Linked DNA regions of Homo sapiens: region 2 is linked to region 1. A link is a contact called in ENCODE Hi-C data. All regions are on one chromosome and are shown on one strand. Each heading gives the region's core, a stretch centred on a gene start or an enhancer-like site at or near the end of the contact. The rest is flanking DNA. Distances are from core to core; before and after follow the strand shown. Region 1 holds the start of STAT4 (signal transducer and activator of transcription 4). Region 2 holds the start of STK17B (serine/threonine kinase 17b).

Evidence for each region. A loop is a pair of places that touch in the nucleus more often than their neighbours do. Pooled maps may share reads with other maps.
Region 2: a pooled map shows a loop between it and region 1 (6-fold over the local background). The contact joins the promoter of STK17B here to the promoter of STAT4 in region 1. A Hi-C loop is called at or near these places in 5 of 50 pooled maps.

The regions. Positions count from the first base shown.
Region 1 is chr2:191,146,641-191,153,421 of GRCh38, reverse strand. STAT4 (signal transducer and activator of transcription 4) reads left to right here and starts at 2,428. Exons shown (of 24, transcript NM_003151.4): 1 at 2,428-2,475; 2 at 5,218-5,346; 3 at 6,665-6,781. The coding sequence starts at 5,219. RefSeq lists enhancers at 2,009-2,088, 2,219-2,268 and a silencer at 2,739-2,788.
Region 2 is chr2:196,168,290-196,174,679 of GRCh38, reverse strand. It overlaps STK17B (serine/threonine kinase 17b), which reads left to right and starts at 3,102. Exons shown (of 8, transcript NM_004226.4): 1 at 3,102-3,347. LOC101927454 (a long non-coding RNA gene) reads right to left here and starts at 3,141. Exons shown (of 2, transcript XR_923737.2): 1 at 3,049-3,141; 2 at 1,832-2,775. RefSeq lists silencers at 2,807-3,036, 3,557-3,776.

The DNA.
Region 1 (6,781 bases), core at 1,179-3,678:
CATGTTGGAAGATATATTTGTTTTTCTTAAAACATGTTTAACATGGAGTGGGTTTATTATTGTCATTTTGAAGGAATAAATACATATTTTAATTTTTTCTCAGATTTAAGTTTTAACACAGTAAATAAAAATTTCATCCAGAACAGTAATACACAAACATTCCTTGGGTTTGTCAACAATTTTTAAGGGAATAATGGTATCTTGAGAACAAAAGGTTTAAAAACTGCTGTGGAAGCCGCAAGGTAAGGCCCTGAAAAGGAGGAGGAGAACAAACTCTGTTTTGTACAGCAGGCACTCAACAATTGAATATGATAATGATAAGGACATGTAAAACCAGTGTGACTAACACTATGAGGCAGGAAGTGAAAAGTGCTAAATAAGTGGTCTAGATGTGCACTGTCCAACACGGCAGCCACTAGCCATATGTGGCTTGGAATGTGGCTAGTCCTAACTGACATGCCCTGTAAGTGCTAAATATACACCAGACTTCAGAGATTGAGTATGAAATAAGGAATGCAAAGTATCTTATTGATAATTTTTTATATTGATTATATGCCAAAATGTTAAGATTCTTGTATATATTGGGTTATTTACAATATTAAAATTAATTTCACCTGTGCTTTTTTCCTTTTTAATATGGCTATGAGAAAATTTACAATTACATATGTGGCTTACATTTTATTTCTCTTGGAGAGCGCTGGTTTGGACAGGAAGTATGAAGAATTTGGAGCAGGGAAACATTGCTGTGGGTTCAGGTCATCGGGAAGTCTTCACTGAGAACTATAGGATTTCACTAAGTAGGTAGGCTCAGGGAGGAATATCCAGTTGAAGAAAGCCTCGGTAGTGAAATATGAGGTTAATCTGGGCAGCTGAGGTGACTGCTTGGGTCACATCATGGGCTCTTATAGGGGAGAAAAGTTTCCTGGATAGGTTGGGACCAAACTGTACAGAACTTAAACTGCCAAGAATTTGGATTTTTTTCCTATAGGCAGTGACAGCTTCTCCAGAAGAAAATCAGACTTTGCTTAGTAGCTTATGGAATAGCCTGAAATTGGCACTTTCTTATGTAGGGTCAGAGCAGCATAAGCTCCTGGAAACTGCCTGCTCAACAAGCAGTGGGGACCAGGCCTACCTAACCAGGAAATTTACAGTGATATGGAAAGTGTGACTTTGGATTGATTGACCTATTTGGGGGTGGGTGGTAAGTTTAAGCACATGATAATGTCACCTGGGAGAGAAGAATCCAGAGGGTGTACCTGTGTGAAACCCGTCAGGGAAGAGGGAGGCAGGCCTTTCACCTTGGTATATTGCTCTAAGCATGTGTATAACCAAATTGAGTGACACTTTCTACCTTTCTTTCAGTCTGTCTGTCTGTCTTTATTTTTGTCTTTGTTTTACTATTTTTACTTTCTTAAACATTTTTATTGATTTTTTAATATACGGTGGGATTTTACTGTGTTGCCTGGGCTGGTCTCAAACTCCTGGGCTCAAGGAGTCCTTCCACTTCAGCCTCCCAAAGTGCTAGGATTACAGGTGTGAGCCACACGCCTGGACTTCTCTTTATTTTATTGAACCCCTACTGTGAATCAAGGGGTTAAGAGCTAACTACAAGGAGATGAAATGAAAAGACCACTGAAGTGGGAAGGGAAACACCTGGGCTATTATCGGGCTCCGTGGCTAACTTATTGAGTCCTCTTGGTCACCTCACTGGGTCTCTTCAGATATGAAAGAGGATTTAGCATTAGATGGGACCAAGACTTCCTCCAACTCTGTGATTCTAGAACAGGCTGATGTCACAAAGGGAGAAGAACGCACCGTAGCAACCAGGGGCAAGGCTACTCAAGGAGAGTAGGAGGAGGCTAGGTCAGGAAGGGCAAGCACTGGTGGCCTACCCAGGACTTGGCCCAACCCTCTGGGTCAGGTCACCCTCGTCGGAGTGAGCGGACCCCGCTGGAATTGGAGCCCAGTAAGGTCTATGAGTTTGGTGTTTTGATCCTGGCTACCCATCCCTTCCATCCCAGGGGTGGTTCACCAGGCTGAGTGGAGCCTTATACTAGGGAGAGAGGAAGCTGAAGAACTGGGCTCCAGGTAAGTAACTCTGCAGAGGATCTCAGATTGTCTAAGGAAACCACTGAAGAAAATGTATGCCCCGCCCCTCCCCTTTTTCCTGGCACTGCTGAGCCACCTGCAGTTGCGAGAGCCGCTGGGAGGGATAAGAGGGAAGAGGACGCCCGGTGAAGGGGCTCCAGCCTGGCAGTTTCTGCGTGTTAGCATTTCTAGAATAGAGTGGGTGGGAACTGACCCAAGTAAAGTCCCAGAGACTCGAACACTGACGCACAGGAAAGCCTCAAGTGGGAGGAGAAATGCAAATCCCCTACTGATGATGGCGTCAGCGGCTTTCTCCTAGGGACTGTGAGGGGCGCTTCTGACTTTGGACTTGAGCACTGCCTGGGACCTGTGCTGAGAGAGCGCTAGGTAAGTGGCCAGACCACACCTTCTGGCTGCCTCTTGTAAGGAGGACATGCTTATTATGCAGGATACTCTGAAGCTTTGCTTTCCCTTGGCGTTTTGACAATTGCTTCATTTTAACCTTCCTGAGGAGGCTTATTATAGAAGGAAGCGCCCGACTCCACGACCCACAGATGCGCCCTGGCACGGGTTCTCCGCGGAAACCGCTCCGCAGGCCCGCGCCACGGTGCCCGGGCGAATCTCCCTGCGGGGGCCAGGGGAGCTGCGGCGGCTGCGGAGGTGTGTCCTCGCGGAGGCTGAAAGTGAGCCCCTCTTCACTTTCTTAGCCAGCTTCTCTAGAGCTGTGATGTCTGACTTTAGATTAGCGTACCTGGATTTCAGAAAAAAGCTTGCAGCTACGGCAGCCGGTGACTGTGGCTTTGATGGGCGCGAGTGACATTTTAGGGCAGGTCATCTCCTTTTGCAAGCTACAGGCCACAGAGCCAAAGCGGCACCACCAGCTCACAGACGGTGGGACAAAATGCCCCTTTAGTGGGATCTTCTAGGAAATGCACGCAAAAAGGACAGACAGGCACTGAGTTTTCAGAAGCAACGTCACAGTTTTCATGAGAAAGAAGTAGCCCCTAGAGAGTGAAAGCAAAGAAACCTGCTGAAGGATGTCTAAAGGCGTTCCCAGAGGCTGCAATAGAAAATGTCCTAGGACTATGTATTCCTTCTTCTTCCTTTTTTCAGCTTTGAATTCAGCTCTCCGAAAGACTCAGATCTTAGTAGTGATTTTTTTCGGTGTTTATTTTTATTTTTTTTAATTTTCCTTTTATTTTCATTTGACACACAATTGTAAATATTTATGGAATATACAGTGATATTTCAATAAATATGAACAATGTGTTATGATCAAAGGATATTCAGCATATCCATCACCTCAAACATTTATCATTACTTTGTGTTGTGAACATTCAAAATCCTCTTAGCTTTTTGAAAATATACACTAAGTTATTGTTAACCATATTCATCCTAGTGTTACAGCACTAGAACTTATTCCTCCCATCTACCTGTAAGTTTTAGTTAGAAAATAGATTTTTCATCCAAATCATAGCGGGGGTTTAACAATAGTATGATGAAAAACTGTAATGCTATTTTCAACTCATGTTCTCTGTTGTCATTAACTAAAATAAATTGATAGATAGGACAATGTTGATAGTAGCATGAGAACAAATGTTCCAATTTTGTGTGGAATATATACACATCCGATGGAATATATATACATCCGATATCTGGAAAAACAAATGGTTCAGACTCAGGAAACCTCAGGTTGTCCCTTAGAAGCCTCACACATTAGGCAGGCGTCATTTCGCCTATTTGATCTTCAAGTTTTTCCTTTTTAAAGTTGACATACTACTTATATCCACCTACCATATTCATAGCAATGTCAGGAGTGCCACTCATTCTTCATTTAACAAGCATTGATTGAGCATTTACAATATGCCTAGAATTGTAAAGTGTAAAGGTTTTCATAAATATAAAATGATATGCAAATAAAACATTACTTCTTTTCCCACTTGCTTTCTCTTTAGCAAAACATTGGCAACACGTTTTTTTATAAATTTTAAGTCATTTACCAGGAGCTCAGGGAAAAGGTGCTCAAAATGATTCTACTTAAAACCCAAAGAATATGTATATGAAATATATGAAATTACCCTGGTGTTCTATAGGCAAAAGGAAACCTTAGCCTATCTATGAGATATGTTGAAATGTTATGGTGATTAATCATGTAAAAGGGGGTTTGGTGTTTTTACTTGACTTAGAATTGCTGAGAAAACAACCAAAAATTTGACTTTGGAAAACATAAAATGCTGTAATTTCAAGGAGGCAGCGTCATACTAATTTTCCTGAGTTAGGAAATATGTCTACAGCTTCTAAATTGGCCAGAGTGGGGTTACAAGGGGGAAATGCGTACTTTTCTTTTATGACAGGCTGCCAAATAGGTATCAAGTGTGGTTTCTTACTCCTTAAGTAACTTGAGGGTTTAACCACTATCAGATGTTTCTCAGAGACAAAAAGACTACATCCTTTAAGAGCTTTGCCCATCTATAATGGATCCTCACAGAGAGAAATGAAACACATTCACTGGTTCAGAAATATTTTTAATTTAAAAAACTGGAGCCTACGAAAATGCATACATAAAATTCTTCATGAAGCTAAGACAAAATTGGACTAGAAGTCAAGAACATAAAGCTGACTCTAGAAGCCAGACAAATCTGAAATAAAGAAAAAAGAAATTTGGCAATTTCATATAAAAGAAGCTTCTTGGGGGGTTGTTCCTCACATATAAAGTCTTAGAGGGTTTTAGGAGGTATAGTAAATGTCAAATACGTTTGCCTTCAAGTTGCTCCAAGTCTAAATGTTGAGGGGACAAGAGATAGGGAAAGAGCTTGTTGATAATAGAAATTCACATAGACAGCTGTGGGCAGGATGTGGGGTGTTTGGCAGAGTGGGAGTGAAAACTTTTTGGAGCAGGTAGAACAGGAGTTCATTTTAGAGCAAGGAAGGCTGTAGTTTAGGGGCACAGAAAGAAGGCTGCTCCCTTCATTAGGGTTGAATTATGAAAAAAAACCTTAGTGAAATTTTTGTATCCTTGGATATATTGGAATTCAGTCATAACATTGACTAATTCTAAGGAAAGAAGAAAATATGTACTAGGGCTATGAACAATATTTTAAAACTCTAATTCTACACCTTCTTTTATAGCATGTCTCAGTGGAATCAAGTCCAACAGTTAGAAATCAAGTTTTTGGAGCAGGTGGATCAATTCTATGATGACAACTTTCCCATGGAAATTCGGCATCTGTTGGCCCAATGGATTGAAAATCAAGACTGGTAGGATCAAACATATTTTCCCTAGAAGTTGATGCACAAATGTCTGATGCTCTATCCATGTGAATTTATTTTATGGTCCACTTTTTACTCAGTAGATGCATTCTTTTCAGGTAAAGAACTTTCTCAAGGATTTGAAAGCCTTCCCAAAGAAGGGGAATAATTGTCCTTTCTGGTTCCATTCATTGTAAATGAAAAGTTAATGGTTCCAGTGCTTCTTTTCTCTGTAAACAAAAACCCAAATAATTTTTCATGTATTAAAAAAAGAAGCAAATCAATTGATTGTCAGTTCTCTATCACAGACTCAATGTAAATCAATATTTTTTTCTCAGTAAGATTTATACTCTTCAAAGCTCTATTCACCTTATACCATTTAATTTTTTTCAGCCATCTTTTTTATTGTGGTAAAATACACATAACATAAAATTTACCATTGTTTTTGGTGTACTATTCAGTGGCATTACATATATTCACATTATTATGCAACCATCACCACCATCCATCTGCAGAACTTTTTCATCTTTCCAAACTGAAACTCTGTACTCTTTAAACAGTAACTCCCTAGTCCTCCACCCCCAACCCCTGGCAATCACCATTCTATTTTCTGTCTCTGTGAATTTGACTACTCTAGGTACTTTAGATAATTGGAATCACACAATATTTTTCCTTTTGTAACTGACTTATTTTGCTTAGTGTAATGTTTTCAAAATTCATTCATGTTTAACAGGTATCATATCAGAATTTTCTTCCTTTTTGAAGCTCAATAATATTCCATTGTTTGTATATATCACATTTTGTTTTATAAATGTATCTGTCAATGGACATTTGGGTTGTTCAAACATTTTGGCTATTGCTAATAACCCTGCTAGGAACATTGGTATGCAAATATCTGTTTGAGTCCCTGCTTTTAATTCTTTTGGGTATATATCCAGATGTGGAATTGCTGGGTCATATAGCAATTTTATGTTTAATATTTTGGGTAACTGTCATATAGTTTTCCACAGTGATTGACCATTTTACCTTCCCACCAGCATTGCACAATTTCTCTGTATCCTCACCAACACTCATTTTCTGTTTTTTCTTTTCCTTTTTATAATAGCCACCCTAATGGGTATGAAGTGGTATCTTACTCTGATTTTCACTTGAAATTCCCTAATGATTAGTGATGTTGAGCATCTCTTCATGTTAACAATTTAATTTTTTAAAACTTTTAAATGCTTATCACCATGTAATAGGTTTATTGTTTTAAAGTTAGTATGGTAAAAAAGTAGACATTTTACAAAGTTGTTTTCTGTTGTGTAATAATCCTTTTTTTTTTTAGGGAGGCAGCTTCTAACAATGAAACCATGGCAACGATTCTTCTTCAAAACTTGTTAATACAACTGGATGAACAGTTAGGTCGTGTTTCCAAAGAGAAAAACCTACTCTTGATACACAA
Region 2 (6,390 bases), core at 1,853-4,352, 5.0 Mb before region 1:
GGGGATCTGTTTGGAGGAGCCTGTCTCCATTCAGTGAGCACCCCTGTTGGGTGGGGGGTTGAGCCACGCCCCTTCAGAGGCTGTTGGCCTTGCCTGCGTCTGGCTACCTTTAGCCTAGCCACAGGTTTCTGGTATATTCAGTTCTAGACAGGTAGTAGAGCTTGTTTTGCCTTTTCCACATGAATTCTTCAGAAGGAGGGTGTGTCAGTGGCAAGAGTTTTGAGTTTGAGGCCTTCTGCTCTGTGCAAAACCCTCCTTTTCTGCATCTACAGGGAGTAAACATGGAATCGGTGAGAATCACTTTCCTTGATCATTATGTGGTCAGTATGCGGTGACTGACTTGATGTGACTGGGGAAGGTCCCTTCCCTGGACAGAATATGGTGAGTGTCGTGCCATTACCGGAGAGGATCACCTTCCCTGGCCACATGTGGTAAGCAGTGACTGGGAACGATCATCGCTCCCAGTCAGTGTGTGATTACTAACCTGGAGTGATCCAGGAGGACCACTGTATTTGTTTGCTTGGACTGCCATAACAAATACCACAGAGCGGACAGCTTAAACAACAGACAGTTCTGGAGGCTAGAGGCTGTTGATCAAGATATCAGCAGGTCTTGTTTCTTCTGAAACCTCTCTGCTTGCTTTGCAAATGGCCACCTTCTTGTTATGTCCTCACAGGGTGGTCCCTTAGTCAGTGTTGTATGTGTCCTAATTTCTTCTTATCAGGACACCAGTCATCTTGGATCAGGGGCCACTCATATTATCTCATTTTACCTTAATTACCTCTTTAAAGGCCCTATCTCCACATACGGTCATACTCTGAGTTCCTGAGGGTTAGAATTTCAACGTATGAACTGGAAAAGAACACAACTGAGCCCATAACAACCGCCATCCCTGGTCGGAATGTGTCATTCAAGGATGGTCAACTTAATGAACTGTGTGGTCAGAAGCAATGACCACAGAATGACCATCAGGTCACCTGGAGATTTCCTACTCAAGGGAATGAGAGCAGGAACATATATCTTTGACACGGTGATGAATGAGTTTAGGTAAATGAGGTGGATGGAGGAATGTATTGACTTCTGAATTTTCCTGCAAGGCCACAGATGTACTGCCTCCTCCTCAGCACCAGGAATTCCTTGTTACTTGAACCACAGTGCCTGAGACCAAGTAAGTGTAGTTGAATGTCCTTGGGATAGTGTGGTAAGTCCTAGTTAACAAATCTGACATCAGGCACAAGGGTTAACAATCTATTTAGGGTCATAAAAGAAACACAAACTATCAGCCCTGCACCAAAGAACATAAGGCAGAGGTGATCAGGCTGGGAACAGAAAGTAGGAATCAGCAGAGTTCTGATTCCTGAAGAGGGTAACCTTCTTAAAGTCAGAAACTGATGAACAGGTATGGATGAGGAGGATGGTGATAAGCTGGAGCTAAGGCAGAAGCAGGAAAATGCAAGACATGACAATATCCCTAGGAGGCTGGCTGGTTACAGCAGAGGTATTGTGACCAAGAGGACTGGCTTACAGTGGTGCCAGAGAGAGAAAAGTCTGTGTCTAGGTGTGAAGTGATCTGGGACTGGATTAGTGACGGGGAGTATGGGGTGAGTGTGAGAAGATTGCTAAAAGCTGGCAATTGATGAAATGTTGAAATTAAGGAGGTCCAAAGTTAAACACACAACCCCAAAACCACCATAATGATGTAATCCTGTGACCCCCAAGAGGTTACTAGTTTTGGTACTGGTGCTGAGACCTCTGGAATGCAACACCTATGCTCATGAAAGAAAAGATGGGAACAGTCTCATTGCTTACGGATTCTTATACCCCAGAAAAGTTAATTCCAGTGTGTGGCATTTTATTTTCATCCTAACTTTAGGCTTCTCTAGTCAGCCCAATTGTTAGCAACAAGAAATTAGATAGATGGAAGCAATATTCTCCATTTGACAAGGTTTAGGGGCAAGACATTATTAACCTGGGAGGAGGAGTTAACCTAAGTAACAACAAACAGACTTCATAAAAGGGCTGTGATGCATTCTATACCTTTATCTTGGGGAAAATGCAGTAGGAAAGGGAAACAGCTAGCTTCACAGGAATTTGCTTGGCTTACTGGGATAGAACAAGAAAACCTGTCCTTTATATGCTAACTGAACATTAAGTCTTTTGAAAGCAAGAGGACGACTCCACTCCCAGTATCCTTTCCCACGGAAGGGTTTTCTGCAATTATCGTAAATGTCCTCTGAAAGCAATCCTAGATTACATAACTAATCCCATATATGTATGAGTATGTGTGTATCCTATACATATAAACTAGGATTATATATCTATGTAAAACATTTGTGTCTTGCACAGAACTTTGAAAATTTCCACTGTCTTCAAAGGATAACAGATCTTGAGTAGGTTGCTGAGGGCTTTCATCTTTTTCCTTAGCACTATAAATGCAAAATCGGCTATTCAGCCTATTGGGACCCTCCCTACACTGCCTTCAGTCAGTGCCTCAGAAGGGACACCATTCGCGACAGCGGACGTTAGCAGTGGGGTCTAGGTTCCATAAATCCCCAACTGATGTTGACACTCCGAGGAACCTCTGCCAAGTTGTAGCAAACTGGGTTCTCCACTTACAGGGTACGTTCCGGTCCTAAGGAAGACTCTCAAGAAGAGTCAGAAAATAGGTCTTTGGTAGGCACTGAAGTTTGGTAACTAGTCGCAGGCAGCTGGGACGAATTTTGCGGCTTCCTTCTCCCCGGTCTCCGGATATTCACACCTCTCGAACTGACCTCTCTGAAGGTGGGAAGGAGTACACAGAGCAGTAGTTCCAGCCCCGCGCGCCCCCTCTGCAGCGCCGCCCCCTCCGCCCCTCCCTCGCGGCAGCCCGAGTGCGCCCCACCTGCGCCGCCACGCCGCCGCGCCTCCCCGCCCCGCCTCGGGCCAGCCAGGCGCCGCACCCTCTCACCGCCGGGCCCCGCCCCGCACACGCGCCCCCGGCCGGTGCCCCGCCCCTCCCGTCACGTGACAGACCCACCCTCCGCACCCGTTCCGATTGGCTCTCCCGACCTAGGGGGAGGGATCTGGCGAACGGCGATGCCCCAGACGCGGCTGCAGTTTTCAAACCGCGACTGCAAGCTTCGGTAGTCCTCTCCGCTGCTGTCGCCAGGAGTCACTTCACGAGAAGCCAGGTCACAACCGTCGGCCCTTGTCTGGAAAAGTAAAAGTGGATCCTGCCACGTTCGGAGCTCCCTGGCGCCTCGCCCGGCTGGAGCTAGAGAACTCGTCCTGTGGCGGCCCCCGGCGTGGGGCGGGACAGCGGCCCCCTGGAGGGGGCAGTCCCGGGAGAACCTGCGGCGGCCGGAGCGGTTAGTGTCCTGCGGGATTGGCGGGTTGGCTCGGGGCTGCGATGGAACCAGCCGCCTCGGTACAGAGACCTCATACGTGAGGAAGGAGGACCCGAGGAGGGTTTAGGCGGTACGGTCCGGCTGAGAGGGGCTTGGACTCCGCCGCCCCTGAGGTGGCTGATTGCTGCTGGCGCCTCTCCGCTTTGCGGCTGGAGTCCGGGTTCCCTGGGGCTCCGCGCGGGGGGCGGCCGGCGGTCCTCCCACCACCCTCCTCAGCCCGGGGCGCGTGTCTGTGTCTGTGCGTGTCCGTGTGTCCCCGTGCGCCCTCCACCCGGCCGGCCCCGGCTCTCCCCAGGTCGCGCCAGGCAGGGCCCCCTTCGCGGCGGGCCCGCGCGGGTCCCTTCCACAGCAAGGCCACGCGGTCCCCCTAGCCTCTCCCGAGTCCCAGCTGCGGCGTGGGCGCGTTCCCATCGGGACTCGTGGACGCGTCCTGCTCCCAGCTGCCTTTCGTCTAGAGAAAGTTCGTGTTCATCTTGTGGGACGTTTTCAGTTACTGCTTGGGAACAGTGTTTTAAAACCAGCGAGAGATCAAGACGGGCTACAGCTGTTTCCGTGATTTTCAGCGATCTGATTTTTGCTTTGATGCCTTGTGACCCACTTAGTGTGCACGACTCATCCTCAAACTATACCACTACTGGATGCCAACGATTTTTGACATTTACCCAGGCTCTTTGTTTTATTGTAGGGAAAAGCGTTTCATTTGAATTTCCTCCGAGGGAGAAGTAGAGACAAAGTTGAAAGAGGCTTTATAGCAGCTGGTAGCTGGCATTAGTTTCTGTCTGGACTAGAGGCACTCTGACATCAATTTGGAAATTGGAATTAAGAAAATACGTTTTTAAAATCGTAATACTTATCAGATTTCACTAATATTTAAACACATGAGGACTGTGTATCACATTCACCGATTGTTTTGTCGACGTAATGTTTACATCTGTGGTGCTAATGATAAGCAGAACCTTGCCAGGGACGTTTGACGTGGTGTGGCCACTTTACGTTTTCAAGTCTATGAGAATGTCTGCGCGGAGACAGCATAGCTCTGTAGAAATGAGTGGCAGCGTATGTAACCTGGCATTTTGAACCCAGGAGCACAATTTTATTAAAGGAAAATAAACCTACTTTCTCATTGATAACACTGTTTTTTAGTTTTATGGTGAACTGTTCGGAAGTAATTTTCAACAAGTGCTTATTTTATAAATATTAGACCGTGTACCCCTAGGATTGTGTATTTTTTAAGAAAACTGGTCCATAGAAGCGGTGCAAAAGTTTTAAACTCATCTGCCTCGGATCCTCCTCCTCTGAGCAGATGCTCAATTAAACTTTTTCTAGTATCTTAATAATTGGAGGTATTAATAGATGTTTTATTTTTGAGATACATATTGTACATTTTAGATCTTTTTTTTTTTCTAAAGTAGGGATCCAAAATTGAGGTGAAATATATTTGCTTACATGGCAAGACTTTTTAAAAGTAGAATTTCTGTAATTGAAGACCATCCTTTTTTGTGTGTGAATAGAATGGTTGCGGTTTCTCTTGGGATCATTGATTAGTGAATTACGATTTGGTTAAGATAGAATGCGTTTTTAGGAAGTTGGAGGTTTGACTAATCGCTGTGTTAGCATATGAGTAACAAATTTGAAGAAGATACAAGCATTTTTATGGCTGACGTTTCTAATCAGATAATTTTATTTTTAAGCTTGCTCTGTTTTACTTTTGTTAAGTGAACATTTTAACATGTTTTAAAGCTCTTTGATAATTATAAGGGAGAATTTCCTTATGAAAATATTTTTGCTTTAATTTTAGAGACACAAGAAGTCAAGGAATTCAGTTAATAACACTTTCACTTAATCGTTAAATTGCCTTAAAATTGCATGCATAGTATATTGTAATTCACATTTTCTGTATGTAAGATTGGCAGTTAAGAATAGTATTCTGGCCGGGCGCAGTGGCTCAAGCCTGTAATCCCAGCACTTTGGGAGGCCGAGGCGGGCGGATCATAAGGTCAGGCGTTCGAGACCAATATGGTGAAACCCCGTGTCTACTAAAAATACAAAAATTAGCCGGGCATTGTGGCGCGCGCCTGTAGTCCCAGCTACTCGGGAGGCTGAGGCAGAAGAGTTGCTTGACCCGGAAGGCCGAGGTTGCAGTGAGCCGAGATCACGCCACTGCACTCCAGCCTGGGCAACAGAGGGAGACTCCGTCTCAAAAAAAAAAAAAAAAAAAAAAAAAATAGTATTCCTAGGCTTACTACTTTTAAAGGATACTGATTGATTCTTCTTTTCATAAAGAAATCTTCTGCACTGTATGGGTATTTGTTTTGTCAGAAACATTAGCAGTCATTTATCTACTACCTTTCCACTTAGGAAAACTTCAAATGTCAGTTGCTTTAGTTTTTCATAATATTGATGACAAAATTCAGTGATTTTATGTTTAAGTACTGTAGTTTGTATTCTATGCTGGGCTGTTATCAAAGGCTATTTCTTTGAATATTTCAGTTAAGAAATGTTCTTATAAAGTTACAAGCATGTATTTTTATTTAAATATGTTGTAATGTTGCAATTTTCAGGGCATACTTTATTAAGTTTTTTATTATCCTTTTTCCAGAACATTTAACCTCAAACTTCAGTGCCATTTAAAACATATATATTAGTTTCTTTTAATATTTATATGCATTGTATTTTGGTTCATCCCTGACCCTTTGCAATTACTCCAAAAGAGGGTGTAGTGATACTGTAAGCATTGAAAAATTTTAACAGTGAGATGGTAATTTCCTCTTTAATCCTTAAAGGCAGATTCCATTTTGCATTGTAATAGTTACTGAATAAATAGTACTTAAGCGGTGCTATTAAGTAAACAATATTTTACAACAGAAACCCAATTTTCCGTCTTGTGAGTGACAAGCACCATGCATTTGTTGCCCACCCCGGAATCCCCCACTCTATTTCCGTTTTTCAACCTTTTATCCTGGTTCACAATTAACAGGTTTAACTCTTTTTCTGGAGGTGGGAA